Linked DNA regions of Homo sapiens: region 2 is linked to region 1. The links are chromatin loops, found by intact Hi-C in ENCODE. Cell type or tissue: spleen. All regions are shown on one strand.

Region 1 (5,000 bases):
TTGTCAAAAGTGTATTCTACTGATGTAAGATGGTAACAATAGGGGAAATTGAGTGCAGGATATTTGAGAACTCTGTACCATATTTAACTTTTTCTGTAAATGTAAAACAACTGAAAATAAGGTTACTTTAAAAGAAAAGCATGGTTAATAATGCAAAGGAAAATGGAAGCTTAATCAAGATGTGAATGTTGAATTTAGTAAAAAGTAGAGCACTAGAAACATCATAAACTGCAAATCAGTGGAATCATGAAGATGAAAATCAGACCACAGCAGATTCAGGTTTGAGAGGGAGGTGATGAAGTTGAACTAAAGAGTATATACAATTCTTTGAGGATACTTTCTTGTGCTATATAAATTAAAAACGGATATTTCAGCTGATCATTTTAATTGAAAACAAAGCCTTCTTAGCATAACATCTCAGAATTTTCTAGTAATTAAAATCTGTATCTATATGAATCTTATAATTAAAGATGAAGACTATAATCTCTAAAAAACATGTTAAGCATTTCAGTGCAGAATGCCATTGGGAACACAGAAAAGGATGATCAGGACAGTGTGTGTACAGGAACATGGGAAATAAACTGTATTCCTTCTTGCTCAGCTTATAAGGAACACATTTTAAGGTGTAGAATGACTTGAGACTGTCATAAATAATTGAGAAATGTACTGAAAACCCAGGTAGAAAAAATAGACAGCAGTCTAGATCTCATAGGTTCTCTACTCCTCATAGAAAGCCCTCTGTAGATTCCTACATACAAAATCATCACTGTTTCTGCTTTATTCCAATCGGTCCAATTAATTTGGTCCAACGTTTCTTTATTCTACACTTCTAAAAGTCTGCTAAGTTTTATTCGTTCATCATCTCTTTTTGGTATGAGGTTCTCCTGCTGGAAATATTTTTTTTCCCTGAACAGAGGATCACAACTTGCATTTAAATTTTTTTATATTAGGTTAAAAGGCATAGGAAAACTTTTGAAATCTAAATCTTTCTCAGATATATTGAGGACCTTCACAGTGTACAATGAATAACTTCACCGTAAAATAGAACCACACTTTTATTCTCTATATTGGAAAATATACAGATTTATAATTATTTAGGTTTAGGTCTAGTATCTTAAAGTCAAAATATCATTGGTAACATGTGAATTTAAAATTCAACATTATATGAAATCTTCTCACAAATATATGGGGAATGGAGGGAAAGTTATGTTTCAGAATCTCTGTCATCTACACTTCATGTTTCTTGAATTTATTGAAGATTCTGTCACGAATCTGCTTGGTCTTAACACTGTAGACAACGGGGTTCATGAGAGGTGGAACCAGCAAGTAGACATTGGCCATCAGCACATGGACAATTGAGGAAGCATTCTGTCCATAGCGATGGATCATAGATAGCCCAATCATTGGTGTATAGAAGGTGAGTACAGCACAGATGTGGGAGATGCAAGTATTGAGGGCTCTCACTCTCTCTGCCTTGGAGGCTATACTCAACACTGTGCCCAGGATGAGGACATAGGAGAGGAGGAGAAGCACTGAATCAAGTCCCATGGAACAGATGACCACCATGAGGCCATAGATGCTGCTGACTCGACAGTTGGATACAGTCGTCTTTATGAGGTCCTGGTGCAGGCAGAAGGGGTAGGACAGAATATTGACATCATGATATTGAAGCCTCTTCAAGAGGAAAGAAGCTGGAAAGACCAGAGCCAAGGCCCTTCCAGCAATTGCCAACCCAATCCCAATGATTACATCATTGGTTAGGATGGCTGCATAGCGCAAGGGTTCTCAGATTGCTATAAAGCAGTCAAAGGCCATAGCCAGGAGTACAGCTGACTCAATAATCGAGAAAACATGAATGAAGTACATTTGGACCAGACAAGCATTGAAGGAGATCTCCCGGGCATGGAACCAGAAGACACTGAACATGGTAGGTAAGGTAGTGTTAGATAGGCCCAGGTCAGTGAATGCCAGCATTGACAGAAAGTAATACATCGGTTGGTGGAGGGAAGACTCAGTTCTGATAATGAAGAGGATGCTAATGTTCCCGGCAATTGAGGTGGCATAAACCAAGAAGATGGGCAGGGAAATCAAGTCATATCTGCTTTCAAGGCCTGAGAGGCCCGTTAGGAGGAAGCGAGGGTATAAGGCAGAAGTATTGAAGACAGACATTGTGCTAATGGATGAACCTAGAGTCTAGGTGAGGAAACAAGAATATGGAAAATTAGGGTAAAAGTCAAAATTGTAGCAAGAAACAATACTTTAACTTATGCTGCTCTGTGTTTAATGATTTTGATCGTGTCTGTGCTCATTATATTTAATTACCCCACCGGTTATTTATTATTTTACCGATTAATTTAGTTTTCTTCACTGCATTTATTGAGTTTTTTGTTTGTTTGTTTGTTTGTTTTTTTAGATGGAGTCTCGTTCTGTCACCAGGCTAGAGCGCAGTGATGTGATCTCGGCTCACTGTCACCTCCACCTCTGGGGTTCAAGTGATTCTCCTGCCTTAGCCTCCTGACTAGCTGGGACTATAGACGTGCGCCACCATGCCTAGCTAATTTTTATATTTTTAGTAGAGACAATGTTTCACCATGTTGGCCAGGATGGTCTCAATCCCTTGGCTTCGTGATCCCCCCACCTCAGCCTTCCAAAGTGCTTGGATTACAAGATTATTTTTTTAGAGATGAGATCTTGCTATGTTGCCCAGGCTAGCATCGAACTCCTGTTCTCAAGCAATCCTCCCAACTCAGCCTTCTGAGTAGCTAGAACTACAGGTGCACGCCACTGAATATGAAAACATATTTTATTAAAGGAAATCTGGTAGTGTTAAAAAATAGAGAAATATATAAGAAATGCCATCAAATATGTACAAACTAGTGGACAGACAGCTAAAGTTAAAATTAAAAGTTAAACATTTTGAAGTTGATATTTAAAAAAAAACATGATTTAAAACACAGAAGAGACAACTAACCCCATCCAGGCAGGTCAGGGAAGATTTACTGAAGGAGATTCTTAAATTAGGTCTCAAATGACAAATACTAGGGGGATGGTATAAAAGGGCTGTGATGTACATCCTGTACTGATTAAAATCCATGTAAATACAGTAAGGCATTGGAGAGTATTACAAATGTAAGTAGCTACAATTGAGTAAAGCTATAGGATAGATGGCTCTTCATATGGTTCTTGAAGCTAAGGTTAAAAAGAAATGAACCCGAATTTCTGAAGGAACTTGTGTGTAAATATGAGAAGCACGGATATAATCTTAGAGGACACAAGGCCCTAATTGTAACAATAAACAACTTGACCAGATTTATAATATATGTATGTCAACATACAATCAATGTTAACAGTGGTCTAAAGGCTGACAAGAGAGAAGGTAGGTAAACCTGTTAGGAGACTATTGTAGTCATTAAAAGAAGTGGATGAAAGTGAAATCTAACAGTGGGTATTATGAGGAATGAATAGGTATGAAATTTACATGGGAAGAAAAAATAACATCCGTAATGTGGATCATCATATGGTAAGAGTGAGAAAAAGAAAGAAATCCAGAATAGGTTTATTTATTTGATAATCTTTTTCCTGTCATTTATTAAAACAAACAAAGACCTGCCTAGAAATTTGGTGAAGCCAGTGGGCCAGATAATTCCTGTTTGGTTATGATAAATTTGAGGTGTGTGGAAGAGATAGTGATAAGTTTTTCTATAAAAACAAAGAAAGAACACAATGCCAAGTTATAGAAAGAGAATAAAAGATTTATGTGCTCAGGGCTCAGTTACCACAATACATCAGATGAGCTGTAGGAAATAGGCAGATATCACCATGAACTGGAGAAGATAGGCATTACAGCCAAAGCCCTAGAGACCTGCTACTTAGCTTCATAATGGCCACCCCATTCCAGTTACTCTGGGCACAAAACATCAAGAAAATGTTTATCTAGCGTATTTGATTTCAAAGTTTTTCCAAAATTTACATGATCCATTTTCCAAACTACCCTTCTCCACAAATACAATCACACTTCATTGTTTCCCCTAATAGACATAATTAATTATAAAATAACTAATTCTGTATCATTCTACAGAGATGACAAGTATTGTGCAATCTGGTATACTTTTGATGAGCAGATACAAAATGAAGAACAGAGGAGAGTTATTTTACATATTCTCATCCTACATTTAGTGATTTATATACTATACTAGTTATAGAAAATAACAGTCTTTATACACCTCCTTCACTTTCCCAGATTTATATGTTATAAACTTCTGGTCTGCTTCATCATTGAATGCTAACTATGTCATCACTTTGGCACTCTCACGTAATTATTTTTTCTTTCTTGATACCCACCATCAAATCTTTCAGTGGTCTTCAGCGTCTCTATCTTGCCTAGGCATGCCAGGTCTTCCCTCTTAAATAACTCTTCCCCATTTATTTTTATGAAAGTGCCTGGCTTAGGGTAGTCATAATCTGACTTCTCTGTGTAGACACAGGCACTCAACTCTCAGTAGCTACATCTCTAGATTCAGAGAAAGTCAGATGACAACTGTTATTTACTACCTATTTGGACAGGTTACTAAACCCCTTTGAGTATAAACAAACTGGCAATTGTATTACTTTATATAATACTTAAGAGATTCTAGCAAACGTATGTAAAGCGCCTGGAACAATATCTAAGATTTAGGAGATACTTTGGACTTAATGGAAGCAAATTGTTAATTAAGATGCTGAAGTAGCCATGCTCTTAGGCATATCAGCCAAACACAGCAGTGATGCAAAAGCAGGGGCTGTCTGGAGTGCCCAAGTTATCACATGTGAAGATATTACCTCTCATGGCTTCTCTTAAGAATTATCTTATACAAACTAGTGGACAGAGGGCTAAAATTAAGATTCCTTTTTTCCCTCTTAATATTGTTAAGTGTGTATGCTATATGTAACAGCAAGATACAGGAGGCACTCAAATCATCATCAACTTTATGATCATCAACTTCATCAGTTTTAACATTACA
Region 2 (5,000 bases), 370 kb after region 1:
TGGTACTCCAAAGGTGTACCATTAGCCTATTAGCCCTATCTCTTCTGACCCAAGAGAACAATGAGGTCACCTTTAACCCTGATTTTGTTGTTTTTATAATATGAACATAGATTATTGAGCACCTACAAAATGACAGAAACTATACAGTGCCATCTGTATAAATATTATCTCTAATCTGGGAACAGCTCTGCAGAAGGTGAGGGTGTTTAATTCAATCTGCTGGGAGGGAAAGTTTAAGGCAGAGAAACCGATTTAACCTAGAACTTCAGGCAAAGGGGCCAAAGTCATCAACATCCCTTCTTGCTGCACCATGGATCCTCTCTATATTATGGGTGAATACTATGGATCCTTTCTATATTATGGGTGAGAAAACTGAGGCTCCAAGACATTAAATAACATAACCAAAGTTTAACAGGTGACTGGTAATGCAGAAACTTAACCTAGATAGTCTCATACCAAGGCCTATACACTTTCCCTCATTCTAGGCTGCCTTTAATTTTGCTGCACCTTCTGAAAGCTAATAAAATCCACCCAAAAGGCAAGGTATAAGAAGGGCTTGGTAAGTAGCACAGCTGCCCTGGGTATACTCTTAGAAGGGAAACCAAGAGGGCTGCAAAGAAGACTCTTCTGCACTGGAACTTGGGACACTCACCTCCTCTTTCAGCCCTAACTCCAAAGGCTGTGAGGTGGGTAGGCCCCACAATGGAGATTAAAAGGCTTGTCCTCTACCACGTATTTCCTTATTATCTAATTAGAGCCTCTCATCCACCTGTCAAGCAGATATCATTAATCCCATTTGACAGATAAGGATGTTGAGGGTTAGTTAGAGCCCTTAGTGCTAAATCCATTGCTTTACAGTAGGCCAAGCTACTGCCCTACCCCTCCCCATGTCTCCTTAAGAAGGGACTTCGCTTTGTAAGCACTATTTCAATATTAATCTCTCAGGAATCCAACACTGATGACCCATGAGTCCAGGGGCCCCTCTCGGACTCAGGACACATGACCAGCTCTCCCCACTTAGGTTCAGTGTGGAAGGAGAACCAGGAGGAGATTCATTGTCAGTGTCACTATCTGGGCTAAACACACAGAATGTTTCATGCCCAGAGCAATGGAGTGAGGGCCTCTGGCGCTGCTGTCAGCCTCTGGGAATATTTAGAAAAGAATGTCCCTGGAGAGAAGCCCAGACATACCTGGGAGCCTCTGGCTCCTCATCCCAGGCACAGAGAGGGAAGGCAGACCTCAGGGGCAATGCTGTGGCTGGCAAGGACTGGAGGAGCTTGTCACTTGATTCTTAAATAGAGTCCCTTCCCTAACACTTAGTGAGGGTAGTAGCCCCAGCATGACTTCCACTCAAATTATCTGCATCCACTGTGCCCCACACCTTGCTTGTATTTAATAAAGCAGATGAACCCTTGCAAGGTGTTGGTCACTCTTCTTAAAATGGCCAAGATGAAAATGGAAAGATGAGAGAGAGCAACTTCTAACTCCCAAAAAGCCAAGTGAGCCCTCACCCCACCCTGGTCACTCAAGTCAGCCTGACCACCTAAAATCACCCCTAGGCAGAGTTCCTAGGTTTCAGGTCTCTGCTCCTCCACTTCCTGAGTAGGACCAGATAAGTGTTCTAAAGATCTGCAAAGCTGCACCTAGTTACCAGTTCCCTGTAGAGCTATTCTGGCTGCAAGCAAATGTAAGGCAAGGGAAATGCCCAAAGTGGGATTTTGATCAGTGTACTCATTTTTTCAATAATCATTGACGGACTTCTGTGCCAGACTCCACTGAGTACCAGAGATATCGTTCCAGCCTTCCAAGGATGGGGAGAAATTGAGACAAATATGCAGCCATCACAGCACATTATGATAAATTCTGGGACAAGGGGAAGCAAAAGGGCCTCAGAAGCAAAGACAACAATAGCTCAGCAAGCTTTTTAGGTTCCAAGGGCTTCCCTGAGGAGGTGACATTTAAGCCATGGCAGTGGCGGGACCTGCTGCAGGCAGGTAATGGGGCAGTGACACAGGCAGTTAATGGGGTGGGGCACAGCAGCATTCGGTTAGACAACAAAAACATATTGAGTGTCAAAAACTGGAGATGAAACAGTAGATAAATCAGACAAGATGATGGCTTTTATGGAGCTCATATAACACGAGGCCAATAATGAGAAGTAAACAAATAAAATTTCAGTTGAAGATAAGGGCACGAAAGAAAGAGTGATAGGACAGAGGAAGATGGGTGCAGGACACTCATACTGGAGACAGGGGTCAGAAAAAGCCTCTCTTAAGGATGTGACATGTGATGAGAAAACACCAGCCATTCTAAGATCCAGGGAAAGTGCATTCCAACTGTGGGAGACAGCAAGAGAAAAGCGTCCCCCAGCAAGAATGATATTGGGGGATTCATGGAACAAAAGGAAGGTCAAGGTGGCCAGAGCATCAAGAGCACAACAGAGTTTGAGAAGATGAGGCGGGAGGAAGGCAAGGACCTCATCAGGTAACAGGGTCTTGCAGGGTATGGCAAGGAGCTTTGGTTTAATTCTGAGTGACTTGGGGGAATTTCAGCAACAGAACTTATCTAGTTTGTTTTTAAAAATACATCCTGGCTAATACAAAGAGCCAGAGAGAAAGAGAACAGACCTTGTTTGGAAAGCTGAAAGTGACTTAGTGTAGCTAGGGTAAAGAGTACAAGGCAAGGGGTGTTGCCGTGTGGACACTAATCTACTTTTTAAATGGGCTGAAGACTGAATCCTGATCCTAGACACAGACCAAGCTGAGATCGGAGCCCCAGGAAGATTACTAAGTCCCAGTCTCAGCCACAGCCTGACTCCTGATGTACAGCATACAGTGAAACCAACCTCACTCAGAGCCCCACTTCCACCCCAGCTGCAGCCTCATCCCCAGTCATAGACTGAGCTTCAACCACGTTCACCCTGTTCACACACCAAACCCCGACCCAACCCCAATGCAGCCCCAGTCTAACCCCAGCCCAGCCTGTCCTCTGTCCTCTGTCCTCATTCACATCAGCCCCTGCCAGCCTCCAGATGGGCATACTAGTAAACTAATCACTGAAAAACTGCTTGAAAACTACCCTTAGGCTACCTCCAGCACCCACATGCTTTCTGTTCAGCACACAAACCTAGAGATCACTAAGGCTGCCTGTCCTTTGAGTCAGGGGCTTCCTACACATCTCCCACTTCTGGTTCTTCACAGCCTGGCTTCTCATGCACTCAGCAAGTCTAACAGGAGACCCCTAGCTGCAAGTAACCCATGCACCTGGACATGCCCCTGGCCTCCTGCACTCACCTCAACCGTATGGAAGGAATGTGTGACCCCCTTTGTCCAGTCTTCCTCCAGAAGAGGTCTGGCAGGCTGCACTGAAATACAGCCTCTCTGTCTCCGCCTACTCCCTTGGACCTCCCTGGTCAGGGTTATTTATTCTCTGCCTCACCCTCTCCCTCCTTCTGCTTCTTCCTGCAGGGTGGGGCAGAATGCTGTCCAAAGGGTACATCAGCAGGTACCCCTCACTAGCCCACTGTGGTTCTGGACTGCTTCTCAGCTTCCGTGCCCTGGGAGGATATGCCTGGGGGTATGGGGAGGAGAGGCAATGGGGAAAGGGATCTCTAGAGTCCTCCCCTGATGGGCTGCTGGGATCCTCATGCCAACTCCCAATGTGAAGGATAGATAGGGAAAGTGAGTAGAAAAAAGCTAGAAGAAACTCATTAGTGTAGTCTTCGTGACGGTCTTTATCCAAGTCTCTTCTCAGGTTTATCAAACTCAAACAGGAGAATGGCAAAGGAAGTTTGCAGAGACACTCCACGGTTAAGTGTCAGCCCATTTCCATCCTGAAGTGTTCTTTCTGTCCTCCCTTCTCTCATTTGGGGGACACTGTTTAGGTCCTTGCTAAGCGTGGAATTCACTGGGTCCATCCTCCTTTTCCCAAAGCCCTAGGGCTACATCTTTTTTTGTCTCCCAGGCTCTGGTCCCTGTGTCTGGATAACTTATAACCAAGGTCCCCAGGGACAGTGCCTCTGCCGTCCACTCTCTGGCCTTGGATTACTGAACTTCTGGCTGAGGACAGAGAACGTGGTTTCTTTAACCCTCCCCACCCCCAACACCAGCCACGTAAGACCAATGACATCTGGTTTCTCCCTTAAGGGCAAAAATAGTCAGAGAACATTTTAGAGAGTTAGAGAACAATTTGAATGTAAAACTAAATACCTCGTATTTTGAAATAAGTAAAAACTACATCTATAAATAGAACAACATGGTTTTTAGTTGGTCTCCCCTTATTTTTTACTGATCAGTTTCACAACTGTGAGTTTTAAATTCAGAACACAGGACACGCTAAATCAAGCTATGTTAAATAGATCATGGCAAATCAGACCATTCTAACTCAGACCACATCAAAATTACTGGTGACAACAGTTTCTGGTGCCTACAGAGCACGCAGCCTGACACTTGCTATCAGAACCCTGGAGCCATCTCTGCTGCCTCCATTAACCTCATTAACTTAGACATGGCAAAGACTTTAAAAAATACCAAAGGGACTTCTACTTCCATCCAATATGGAGTAACAATGAGACATGTGGAAGGACAGTGAGACATGAGACAAGGTGAATAATGAGGTGAATGCTACAGTTTTTTCAGCTTCCTGCCTTAAGGGAGTTTCCATGCGGCAACAGAAGGGAGATTGACTGGCTTCCCCTCCACCCTTGCTTTCCCAGAGGGATTAGGAGAAACTCCCTACAACCAAGGCTTTTTTTTTTTTTTTTTTTTTGACACAGAGTCTTGCTCTGTCACCAGGCTGGAGTGCAGTGGCATGATCTCGGCTCACTGCAACCTCCACCTTGCGGGCTCAAGCGTTTCTCCTGCCTCAGCCTCCCAACTAGCTGGGACTACAGGCACGCGCCATCACACCCGGCTAATTGTTGTATTTTTAGTAGAGATGGGGAACCAAGGACTTTTATACATGTTTGGCAGATAAGCCAAAAAGGGAAGGGAGAGGTGAGG

The links. Peaks named below come from ENCODE experiments on the same cell type or tissue, not always from the same donor. Only the 100,000 strongest peaks of a DNase experiment are listed, where the experiment ranks them.
Region 2: it touches region 1 in a loop (4-fold over the local background); 66 of 110 quality-filtered maps call a loop at or near these places.

What each region holds. Positions count from the first base shown.
Region 1 is chr11:5,012,307-5,017,306 of GRCh38, reverse strand. It overlaps the pseudogene OR51P1P. Among named protein-coding and RNA genes, the nearest start is that of OR51L1, 20 kb to the right of the region's middle. In spleen, no CTCF peak of the experiment used is centred here; no DNase peak of the experiment used is centred here.
Region 2 is chr11:4,642,324-4,647,323 of GRCh38, reverse strand. It overlaps OR51D1 (olfactory receptor family 51 subfamily D member 1), which reads right to left. Exons shown (of 2, transcript NM_001004751.3): 2 at 4,264-5,000. It overlaps OR51E1 (olfactory receptor family 51 subfamily E member 1), which reads right to left and starts at 3,342. Exons shown (of 2, transcript NM_152430.4): 1 at 3,294-3,342. In spleen, no CTCF peak of the experiment used is centred here; no DNase peak of the experiment used is centred here; H3K27me3 peaks cover 1,661 bases.